Regions from separate parts of the Mus musculus genome. Here region 2 is linked to region 1. The links are chromatin contacts, found by POLR2A ChIA-PET in ENCODE. All regions are on one chromosome and are shown on one strand. The core of a region is the stretch at or near the end of the contact, and the rest is flanking DNA. Distances in the headings are between cores, read along the strand shown.

The links. ChIA-PET counts read pairs that join two places held with the same protein, here RNA polymerase II (POLR2A).
Region 2: POLR2A ChIA-PET joins it to region 1 with 27 read pairs in embryonic stem cell. The contact joins the promoter of Ost4 here to the promoter of Atraid in region 1. POLR2A ChIA-PET finds 5 or more read pairs at or near these places in 4 of 5 experiments (Patski and embryonic stem cell).

Annotation. Positions count from the first base shown.
Region 1 is chr5:31,044,863-31,050,095 of GRCm38, forward strand. Atraid (all-trans retinoic acid induced differentiation factor) reads left to right here and starts at 3,778. Exons shown (of 7, transcript NM_027855.4): 1 at 3,778-3,894; 2 at 4,600-4,718. The coding sequence starts at 3,811. Slc5a6 (solute carrier family 5 (sodium-dependent vitamin transporter), member 6) reads right to left here and starts at 3,217. Exons shown (of 18, transcript NM_001360022.1): 1 at 3,104-3,217; 2 at 2,768-2,937.
Region 2 is chr5:30,905,658-30,910,399 of GRCm38, forward strand. Ost4 (oligosaccharyltransferase complex subunit 4 (non-catalytic)) reads right to left here and starts at 2,131. Exons shown (of 3, transcript NM_024460.4): 1 at 2,008-2,131; 2 at 1,742-1,879; 3 at 859-1,109. The coding sequence starts at 1,878. The coding sequence ends at 1,765. Agbl5 (ATP/GTP binding protein-like 5) reads left to right here. Exons shown (of 16, transcript NM_001374737.1): 15 at 1-104; 16 at 459-1,007. The coding sequence ends at 22.

The DNA.
Region 1 (5,233 bases), core at 2,528-5,027:
ACACACAGAAAAACTGTAACTCTAAGAATATGCCACAATTCTTAAATCACTTATAGCCTTCTCATTTCATATAGAAGCATTAAAGGCCCAGCTCACTCAAGTTATCACTTTCTGTGCGTGTGTGTGTGTGTGTGTGTGTGTGTGTGTGTGAGCTATAGGATGCCATCAGACATCTTCCTTAGTCATTTTTCAGGGCAGTGCTTCCCAAGCTTACAGAGATCTGCTGGCAACTCCACGCCTTGGTCTTCACAAGCCCTTGACCTACTAAACTATCTTCTCAGCTTCTCAAGGAACCTTCAAAGGCAACATGGAAACCCAGGCCTGGGGACTCCTCATCCATTCTACACTCCTAAGCGTATGGTCTTGCCTCAAGAAGCATCCCCTAGAAGTACTGATTGGCTAGAAGGGGACAGGAGAGAATTGCAGCATTTAGATAGCCTAACATGATGACAGTTAATATTCTCTGAATACCTTCCATGTGAGCCAGCAGTAAGTAAAGTGCCTTACTGTCACTTGTTCACAAATTTTCCCCTTCAGAGATAACAGCCACACCCTAGATCCTATCTAGTACCTGCCCCCAGGCACTGAATTTCTAGCTTATGCACCAAACAATCTTCCTAAATAGACTATACCTCTATATCTTATCTATTATGGATCACTACATTTTGAGACCCTACCTTTCCAAACCCAAACATCTACCCCTCTAAGATCTATAAACATATACAGCTTCCTTTGGTTTGTGTGTTGGTTGCTTGCAAAATCTTTCATTCCAACCTACTGTGTAAGAGTACAGGGTATTAGCCGGGCGTGGTGGCACACGCCTTTAATCCCAGCACTCAGGAGGCAGAGGCAGGCAGATTTCTGAGGCTAGCCTGGTCTACAGAGTGAGTTACAGGACAGCCAGGGCTATACAGAGAAACCTTGTCTCGAAAACCCAAAAAAAAAAAAAAAAAAAAAAAAAAAAAGAGAAAGAAGAGTACAGGATATTTCACCTGAAATCTGTCTCTCAGAGCCTCTCTACAGAACCTGTAAAGAGTCTTGAGTCTTGCTGTTTTGTTTTTTTGAAGCAGGATCTTACCATGTATTCTTGACTGGCCCAGAACTCATAATGTAGACTATGCTAGCCTTAAACTCTAGGTTCACACCACCACACATAGGAAGAATATCTATTACAAGGGCTGAAGAGATGGCTCAGGGGTTCAAAGAAAGAGTTGTGGCTGCTTTGGGGAGGACATGTTTGGTTCCAAAAACCTACAGTCAGCTTGAAACCATCGACTTGTGGCTCCCTCACTACTGGCCTCCTCACACCAGCACTCACTCACACACACACACACACACACACACACACACACACACATACAGACACACAATAAAAAAGAATTTTTCACAGGTATTCACCAGTGCTCCAATCTCACTAGTCCCAAGACTAAGAAAGGAACAGAGTGCTAACTGTAGTCAGTCATTCATGGAACAGTATAGATTTCAACTATTCTAGTGACAGATTAATATACCCTGCCCTCCAAGGAAACAGAGCATCTTCTGAACTGTATTCAAACAGTTGGGCACATATTGCCTAGTTGGCAGGGTGCGGTTCCCACAGACTAATCCTGAACTATAAGCCTCACAGGACAAAGAAAAAGTCTGAACTTGGGCCACATGTTCTACCGTCTCTGGGTCAAGGATTCTAAGGGGCTCTGGTTTACCTAAAGGGGCCCCAGGCCTTGATATTTTGCAACACCTTGAGTTTTCTTTCTCTTTGGCAAGCTGTCACTGCTATGGGAAGATGAGGAGGATAGACAAGGAGGGTGACACACACCTTTAATCCTTCTGGAGGCGGACGGAGAGGAATCTCTAGAGTTCAAGGCCTACCTTGTCTACAAAGTGAATACCAGGACAGCCATATCTGTAGAAATACGGTCTTGAAAAAACAAAACAAGCCGGGCATGGTGGCACACGCCTTTAATCCCAGCACTTGGGAGGCAGAGGAAGGCGAATTTCTGAGTTCGAGGCCAGCCTGGTCTACAGAGTGAGTTCCAGGACAGCCAGGGCTACACGGAGAAACCCTGTCTCAAAAACAAAAACAAAACAAAAAATAAAGAAAAAACCCTTCTAGACCAATCCTAGCACACAGGGGGCAGACAGGTGGATCTCTATGAGTTCCAGGCCAACCAAAGCTACACGGTCTCAAAATAAAACACCAAGTGGTCGGGTAGTACCGATTTGGTTCCTCTGCTTCTAGAGTTTCCTGATTAATTATCTGCGTTGAGAAACCACGAAGCCTCTGGGATAGAGGAAGAAGAGGTAAGCAGACAGGAAAACGCCAAGCCAGCAGTAACACAACTTTCATACGATCCAATTCTAGGAAAAGAACAGTGGCTTTCTACAAACTCCACTGATTCACAACAGTGGACATGTCTTTTAAAAAGGTCTCACATTGCATGGGACTTATCTGCAATGAAAGGTATTGAGGTTTGTGGGTTCATTTCTTTCAGTACTGGGGACAAGACTTAACTAGGAATGCCAGAGCTAAGTCCTCACCCTCTTCCCCCTTTGAAATATAAGGGAACACCTGCAGGGCCAACTGTCACCAATATCTAGGGCTTAATATTCCTCAAGATCTGAATGGCCTTTCTCATTAAAACAAGATATCCCACCAGCTAAATGTATTGATAAATGCAAATTCAGGATTTCCAGGCAGATACCTGGAGCCTGTGGAATGGAAGCATTGGCAGGCTAATTGAGATGAGCTCTAATTGTCTCTAGTTACCTTTTGAGGAGTCGTCACCCAGAGCAATAGCTGTCCCCTTAGGTGTGATGGGTCTCTCCCAGCGCCCTTCCAGTCAGACCTGCTGCTGTTCTGCTTGCCTTGCGTCGGTGGTTCGGCCAGGGCTACCAAAGTTCCTACGTTCTTTCCGAAACCAGCATTGGTTTTTCCCCCTTGGCAAGGCAAAGAACATGAGTTAAGGAAGCGTCTTTCCCGCTTCGCGTCCTTGCCCGGGCTGCAGAACACTACGCAACATTAAGGTGAAGGGTTCCCAGGCTCGTGTTCTCTTGCCAGCGTTTGCCCTTCGCCCTCCGATCTTCACTCCTCCATCACCCTTACCCTCTCTCGGCTCAGCTTTCCCCTTCTCTCCGCACGTGGCGAACCCACGACTTTGCACTAGTATTTAAGACCTTCCCCAAAGCCCACACCGAGAGGCTCACCCCGCCCCGCCCCTTCCAGTCCCGCCTCCAGGCGACTGAACTCAGTCTCTCCGGCCCTGCCCAATCCCCGCCTCGCCCGGCCCATCCTACACCCGCCCTGCCCACCTTTGAGATCTCCACATGAGGGCAGCTGGCCCGCAGGCCAGCCCGGCCCGGCTCGGCTCGGCTCGCACCTCCTGACTTGGTGACAGCGGGACAGCAGGACCCCGCCCCCTACCCCCGCCCTCCCGGGTCCCAGCGCCGCCATGTTTACTAAGGGCGGATGGAGCTGCCCGGGCGTCCGCACCGGGCTGAGGGTCATGCAGTAGCTCAAGGCAACTAAGCGCTAACTGGACAGGCCTGCGCTCCAGGAAGAATGGAGAGATGGTGGGTCTGTCCACCGCGAGCAAGCGCAGGACAGGAGCTCAGAATTCCGCGAGCAGCCCGAACCTGCGGGCAAATTACGCCTCGGGCTCCACGGCTCGTGCCCCGGGCGGACCAGGCCACGCCCCAGAGTGACAGGATTTGGAAGCTAAGCCTCGCCTCAAGGCTGGCGCGTGACACGCTGGGGGCGGAGCCTCGCGCTCGGTTCTCGCGAGCTGTCAAGACGGTGGAAAGCAGTGGGAAATGGCGTCTCGGGAGTCAGGCGGCTCTCGGGCGGCCGCCCTGCTCCTGGTTCTGGGCGTGGAGAGGGCCCTGGCTCTACCTGAGGTACAGAAGAAAGTTTGAGATCTGGCTGAAGAAGGTTGCTGGCCGTCAGCCCGGAATCCAGCTCGCCCGCCGGTGTCTGTCCCTTTGGCCAGTCGGAAGCTCAGATTTTTGTCCCTGAAGCTTCCCCGGGCCCTGTGCCTGCGGGGATGGTGTTGTCCAGTACTCACGTAGTGCAGGCCACTAGCACCTTCGCCCTGCCCACATTCAGAGTCCTTTGAAATTTGATCTCCTTGCTTTTGAATAATTTTAAATAGTGCTTCCCAGACGAGTCCCAGGGTTCTTCTGCCAGCTCTCCTTGCACGAATGCTGTGCGTGGTGCAATGGCACGACTATCTATCTATCTATCTATCTATCTATCTATCTATCTATCTATCTATCTATCTATCTATCTATCTATCTAAATATATAGTGATGCTTGAGTACGCTGTGTACCTGCAGCCCTTTAACACTTGCCAAACCATGCCTGTCAGGTGGAGAAGTCTCTGGAGAGGACACAGTATAGTCAAGTAATAATGCACAAACACGAGGATCTTCTCTCGTACAGTGCGCTGATTTGGTGCGGGGGTTTTAAGGGAAAAAAATGGGTTCTGTTTACAAAAGGCACTTTTCCGCTTTGCATTATGGGAATTCTGGAAAGGCTACTGACTTGTTCTTTTTTTTTTTTTTCTTTCTGGAGTCTTAATCAGGTTTCTTTCTCTTCTGCAGATATGCACCCTGTGTCCGGGAGGTATGCACAATTTGTCCAGAGTGGCTGCTTACTGTGAGGATACATCGAAGCTAATGCAGGCCCGATGCTGCCTGAATCAGAAGGGCACCATCTTGGGGTGAGGGAGGAGAAGACATCCTTGAATATTCTTTTGAACTTTTTAGAGTTCCCAGACTGGAGTCTACAGACTTGCCTAGCAGGCTCTGGGGATAAATATTAGTACCTAAGTGGAGACATTTAATGCTCGATTCTAAACATTTGAATTTGATGATTTTTCGATAAGTAAATGATCTTTTGATTTTTTTTTCCCTGAATGACAAATCATAGTTTTTGCCATTTTATAGGCTTTTGTGGCTTCATTTAAAATAGTTTTATTATTAAGTCTTTGTATTATTTTTACTAAAATACATTTAAATTTTTCTTCATTTTATTTTTTTGTTTTTAATTGTGTCTGTCTGTCTGTCTGACTGTCTGGGTACAGGCACTTGAGTGCAGGTGCTGGAAAATTTCAGAGGCCTTGGATCCTCCTGGAGCTGGAATGATAGGCAGTTGTGAGATACAGTGTGGGTACTGGGAACTAGACTCAGGTCTTCTGTAGGAGCAATACTGGCTCTTAACTGCTAAGCCATCTTT
Region 2 (4,742 bases), core at 881-3,380, 140 kb before region 1:
CCGCCGACTCGCAGAGGGATGAGAGGTTCAAGCCCCACATCCCCCATCCCCCAGACCAGAGAGAGCAGTGAGCTGGAGCCGGGACCCCACTCTGCTACACCAGGGTGAGCACCGGAGTCCAGGCCTTCATTCCACCTCTCATTTCTACTATTCCTCCCCCCCATTTCAGCATTCAGGATAATCTTCTCCCTTTTCATTGATCCCAAAGACTAAATGCACTTTCATTAAGAATCTAGTCCCTGATTTTTATTGTACCATGGACTCAGTTTTCACTTCAAAGCATAACTTCTAATTAGTCTCGAGACACTGGCTAGCTGACTCTAGTGACTGGCAATGATGAACCTGCCTCTCCCTACCCAGCTTCACACTGCCCTTTTCATTTCCCAGCCCCTGGCTAACAGACCAGAAAAAGGGGGTTGTTTCCACAACCCTGATTTCCTGTCTCTTCTCTGTTGCAGGCTGCCTCAGGCCGGCCCCCCACGGCCTCGCTCTGCCCCCGCCTTTTCTCCTATTTCCTGTACTCTATCTGACTCCCCATCCCGGATTTGTTACAGCAGGGGGCTCTTGAACCAATGTGAGGTTTGTTTTGTCCCTAAATCACCACCACTCACTATTTCTCCCAGGGTCTGATAATGCCTTTACCTCCATGTCCAGGATGTAGCCCTAAGGTGAGGGAACACAGTGAAATGATACGTTAGTCCCGTCTTCCAGCTGCTGGTACCATGTGACAACCATAGCTCCTTGGAATGTCGGCCACACTGTCCAAGGCCTTGCAGAACATCACCTTAAGACAGAACAAAACAGGGACCTGCTCCCTCCCACTCCCCCACAGCACAAGATTTTGGGACCACAAAAAAATATATATCTATATATATATATCTATATTTTTGTATTGGGGGGAGGGAGTAGAAAAGAAAGCAGCCCCTATACTGGGCCCTATTCAGTGGCAGCTTCTTGCTCCATAGGGTTAAGGAAGACTTTGAGGAAATAAAAGTTGTTTGGAAAAATCCAGGTGTAGTTGCTTTGTATGCTGTGATGGGTAGGAGAGATGAAGTGAAGTGTGAAGGCCCTCACACCCTCCATCTTGCCTCAGACTATGTCCTGGAACCCTAGAAAAAAGGGGAAAGACCCGAAGTAAGGAAAATGCTGCAGCTTCCTTGCAGGGCTGGGGAGGTCCTTAAGGAGCCAGCCCCCATCTAACCCATTCCCTTTATATTATTTAAGCACACTTGGTTTCCAGACTATGCTCCCTCCCTTTTTTCTCCATGCTTTCTATTTGTAGTCAACCCATAAAACGTCTTTGGCTTCAGAACATGGAAATAAGTCTCCATCTTTCACTACCACGCCCCTCCCCCAAATTACTTAACGCCTCAGGTTCCGTGGGAAAGTGGGACTGTTAAGGGCTTGATCCCCCTATATTGGCAGTTACTGCCTTTATTTGTACTGGTCAGCGCCTCCGTGTAACCATACCCTATAACTTTGGCCTCTATCTCCTGGAAACCTCAAAATGGGGAATGAGGATGGCTCCGAAAACCCATCTTCATTCAAAGAGTAAGCCGTTTAGGGGGACTGAAGCAGAATACATCAAGGCACTGTACACAATGCGAACGAAGGAGCTCGGTTCTGGGCTATCAGGCTTGGCTCGACACTTTCTGACTTGAAGTTCCCTAAGAGTGTAGGCCCTGGATCGGCCTCACCACTCAGCTGTCCAGAGTCTGAGCGCTACTGCCCCGACCGTTACCTGGGGCGGAGAAAGCGCCACTTTCATTCCTGCTTCTTGGGGTTGTTTACTGCCACGTAGTGATAGAGGACCACAAGCAAGAAAAGCGACACGCCCAGCATGTTGGCGAAGATGGCGAGCTGCACGTCCGTGATCATCCTGTGGACAAGGGGAAGGACTGAGCCTCGATTCACGCACTCCTTGCTCTCTCACTAAGCCAGATCCTCGCCACCACGATCCAGCCTCCGCCGGGCTCGCCTATGAAACGGCGCCTGCGAGCCCCTCACCTGACCAGCTTCAGCCGACTCCGACACTACAGACGCACAAACTCGAGGTAGGCGACCTGAGCCGGAACTTCGTAGTGCTAGCTGGGGAACAACGCGGCACTTCCGGCTTCTCTACCCTGCCGTCTCGTCTGCTCCGGCGGCGCGCGCAAAAGAGCCGGTCTTAGGCGGAGCCTAGAATGGCCGTCCTGCGGCGAGGGCGGAACGGGGCGTGGTCCGCTCGGCAGGGGCGGGAATCCCGCCCGGGTCGCAGCTGGCTGCAGCTGGCGCGGCGGAATCCGCGGTTAGCTTCAGACGCTGTGGTGACAGCCTCCCTGGAGCCCAGGAGTGGGTTTAGGCGAGGGTGCAGCAGGCGGGAGGCTGGGCCTGACCTCTAGGCTCCGACCCACTTTCCTGCCCACCCTTCGCTTCCCTGCTCGACCCAGCCAGGTGCTTCCTTAGGGTCCTGCCCTCCCGGTCCCCTCCCAGGCTCGCTGGCGTGGGGATGGAATGGAAGGTGATGCAGAATAGGGACAGGATTGAGGAGGCTAGTGCCCTCACGGGTGGTAGTCTTTCTGAAACCACAATCCTACCAAAGAGGCGGACCATGACAACTTATTTGATCAGTGCCAGTTTCAGGCCAGTGTGGGGTGGGCGTCAGAATTAGGGTGGACTCTCTGATAATCAAAAACCAAACGTGGGGCCTCGGCCAAGTGGGAAATCACCCCACGGGTGTGAATGAGGGGGTAGGAAAGGAAGGGCTGGGACAAGCCAAGAGGGGTCGTAGGTTTGTGGTGAGGAAGAGAGTTGGCTGCAATAGACATTCAGACATCCGAGGGTCATTGGTGAGGGGAGCAGCACCCTGAATCTCTTCAGCCCTCTATCCAGCGAGAAGTAGGTTTCCCCCTTTTTGCTTTCTCCTTAGCTTCGCCATAAAAGGGAACGATGTAGAGCCAGACAGGGCCAGGGGCTGGACTGTTGCTCTGGAGCTGTCAGGGGTAATGGAAGCCAGTTGCCCTGCGGTAAAGGGGGGGCCTGGGCTCAGGGGAGGCCTCTGCTTCTCTGAGCCAAAGAAAACTCTACAGGAGCTGCTATAGGGCTGGAGCAGCTGGGACAGGGGACCAGATTGCCTCCTGTGTGCACAGTGAGCTGGCTTGCACTATTCCAATGTTGGTTTCTCTGGTCTCAGACTATCAGTGGTTTGTGTCCAGTTTGCTCATAAGCTCAATACTTGCCTTCAGTAGTTAGTTTACAGCTGCCTACCTCCTCCCACCATGTCCAGCCACCACCTACTGTTTCCCAGAAGTTTCATATTTAGAAATCCCGGGCCTACGTGCCCTCCACACAACATGGTTAAAGCCTCAGACGTGCTCTCCCCAGGCATTCCTCTATGAGTTTGTGTGTCCTCAGCTCTGTCCTGAGAGAGTGATGTCTAGATTTTAGGATTACACATTATTATGCTTCGTGTCTCCTGGAAAATTGGAGCAGATCCAAGTCCAACCACTTAGGTATGCAATTGAATCAGAATTAGTCTATGGTTTTAAAAGAAGCAGTACCTCTAGGCTGCCCGTGGCCCGAGAAGCCAGCTTCAGCCTTCAAAGAGCCAGAGCAGGGTGCATAGCATCCTAGACAGCACAACTGAGAGGCGCTTCCACGACTTGTTACTGTTATTTTATTTCCTTATTGGTAAAGAAGGAAATAGGTCCAGAAGGTAATCTAACTGAGGCCCTGCAGCTGGCTAAAGACAGTTCTTCTGACGTCCCCCCTCCCCCACAAACACAGTAGTTCGACTCAGGAGGTTGTCCAAAGGTCGGGGACAAACGGGAAAAGATTTATTTTAGAACTACCCAGAAATGACCTTTGCCTCCCTTTCCCTTCCTGTGCCTAGGTCAATGAGTCTTTATCAGCTTTCCGTGGGTCATCTGGCCTAGCGCCTGAAAGCACTGAAATAAAAACTAGTCTCAGGACCAAACTAGACTCAGCTAAGAAATGGCAACGCTTGATAAAAATCCTGGATGGAAAAGTATGTGGGAAGAGAGACCGGAAGAACCTCATGCTGCCAGGACTTGGGGAAGGTGGTGGGAAGACACTTGTGGAACTTAATCCCTAGTTAATATGATGATTTTTTTAAAGTTGCAATTTAAATAAGATTTCATAATGTAGCCCAGGCTGGCTTCAAACTCAGGATTCTCCTGCCTTTGCCTCCCCAGTGCTGGGATTACCCGTATGAGCAACTACAGAGTCTGCGGTTTAGGATGGAGAAAGCCATAACCTTGGGGAAGGAGGGAAACTAGTCCTGAGTCGCAGGGTAGTCAGCTCCTAACGTATTCTACCTGGAGAGCGGCCTCGAAGGCAAAACAAACAAACAAACAAACAAACAAACAAAAAACAAAGTGCTTGCATTTGGCAGCCATGGAGTGTGGCTTGAGATTTCTCACAAATGGGTTGGCAAAATGGCTCAGAGGGTAAGAGCACTGACTGCTATTCCGAAGGTCCTGAGTTCAATTCTCAGCAACCACATGGTGCCTCACAACCACCCAAGTTGAGATCTGACACCCTCTTCTGGTGTGTCTGAAGACAGCTACAGTGTACTTAATTATAATAATAAATAAAAAAAATATTTTTTTAAAAAGAGAGATTTCTCATGAGCTTGAATTCCCATCTGTTTTGGCATGATACAAGGCCTAATTCATATGATTCCCCCTTTTTCCTCCCAATAGTAAGTCCTTTAACAGAAGGCCTTAGATATAAAATACTCC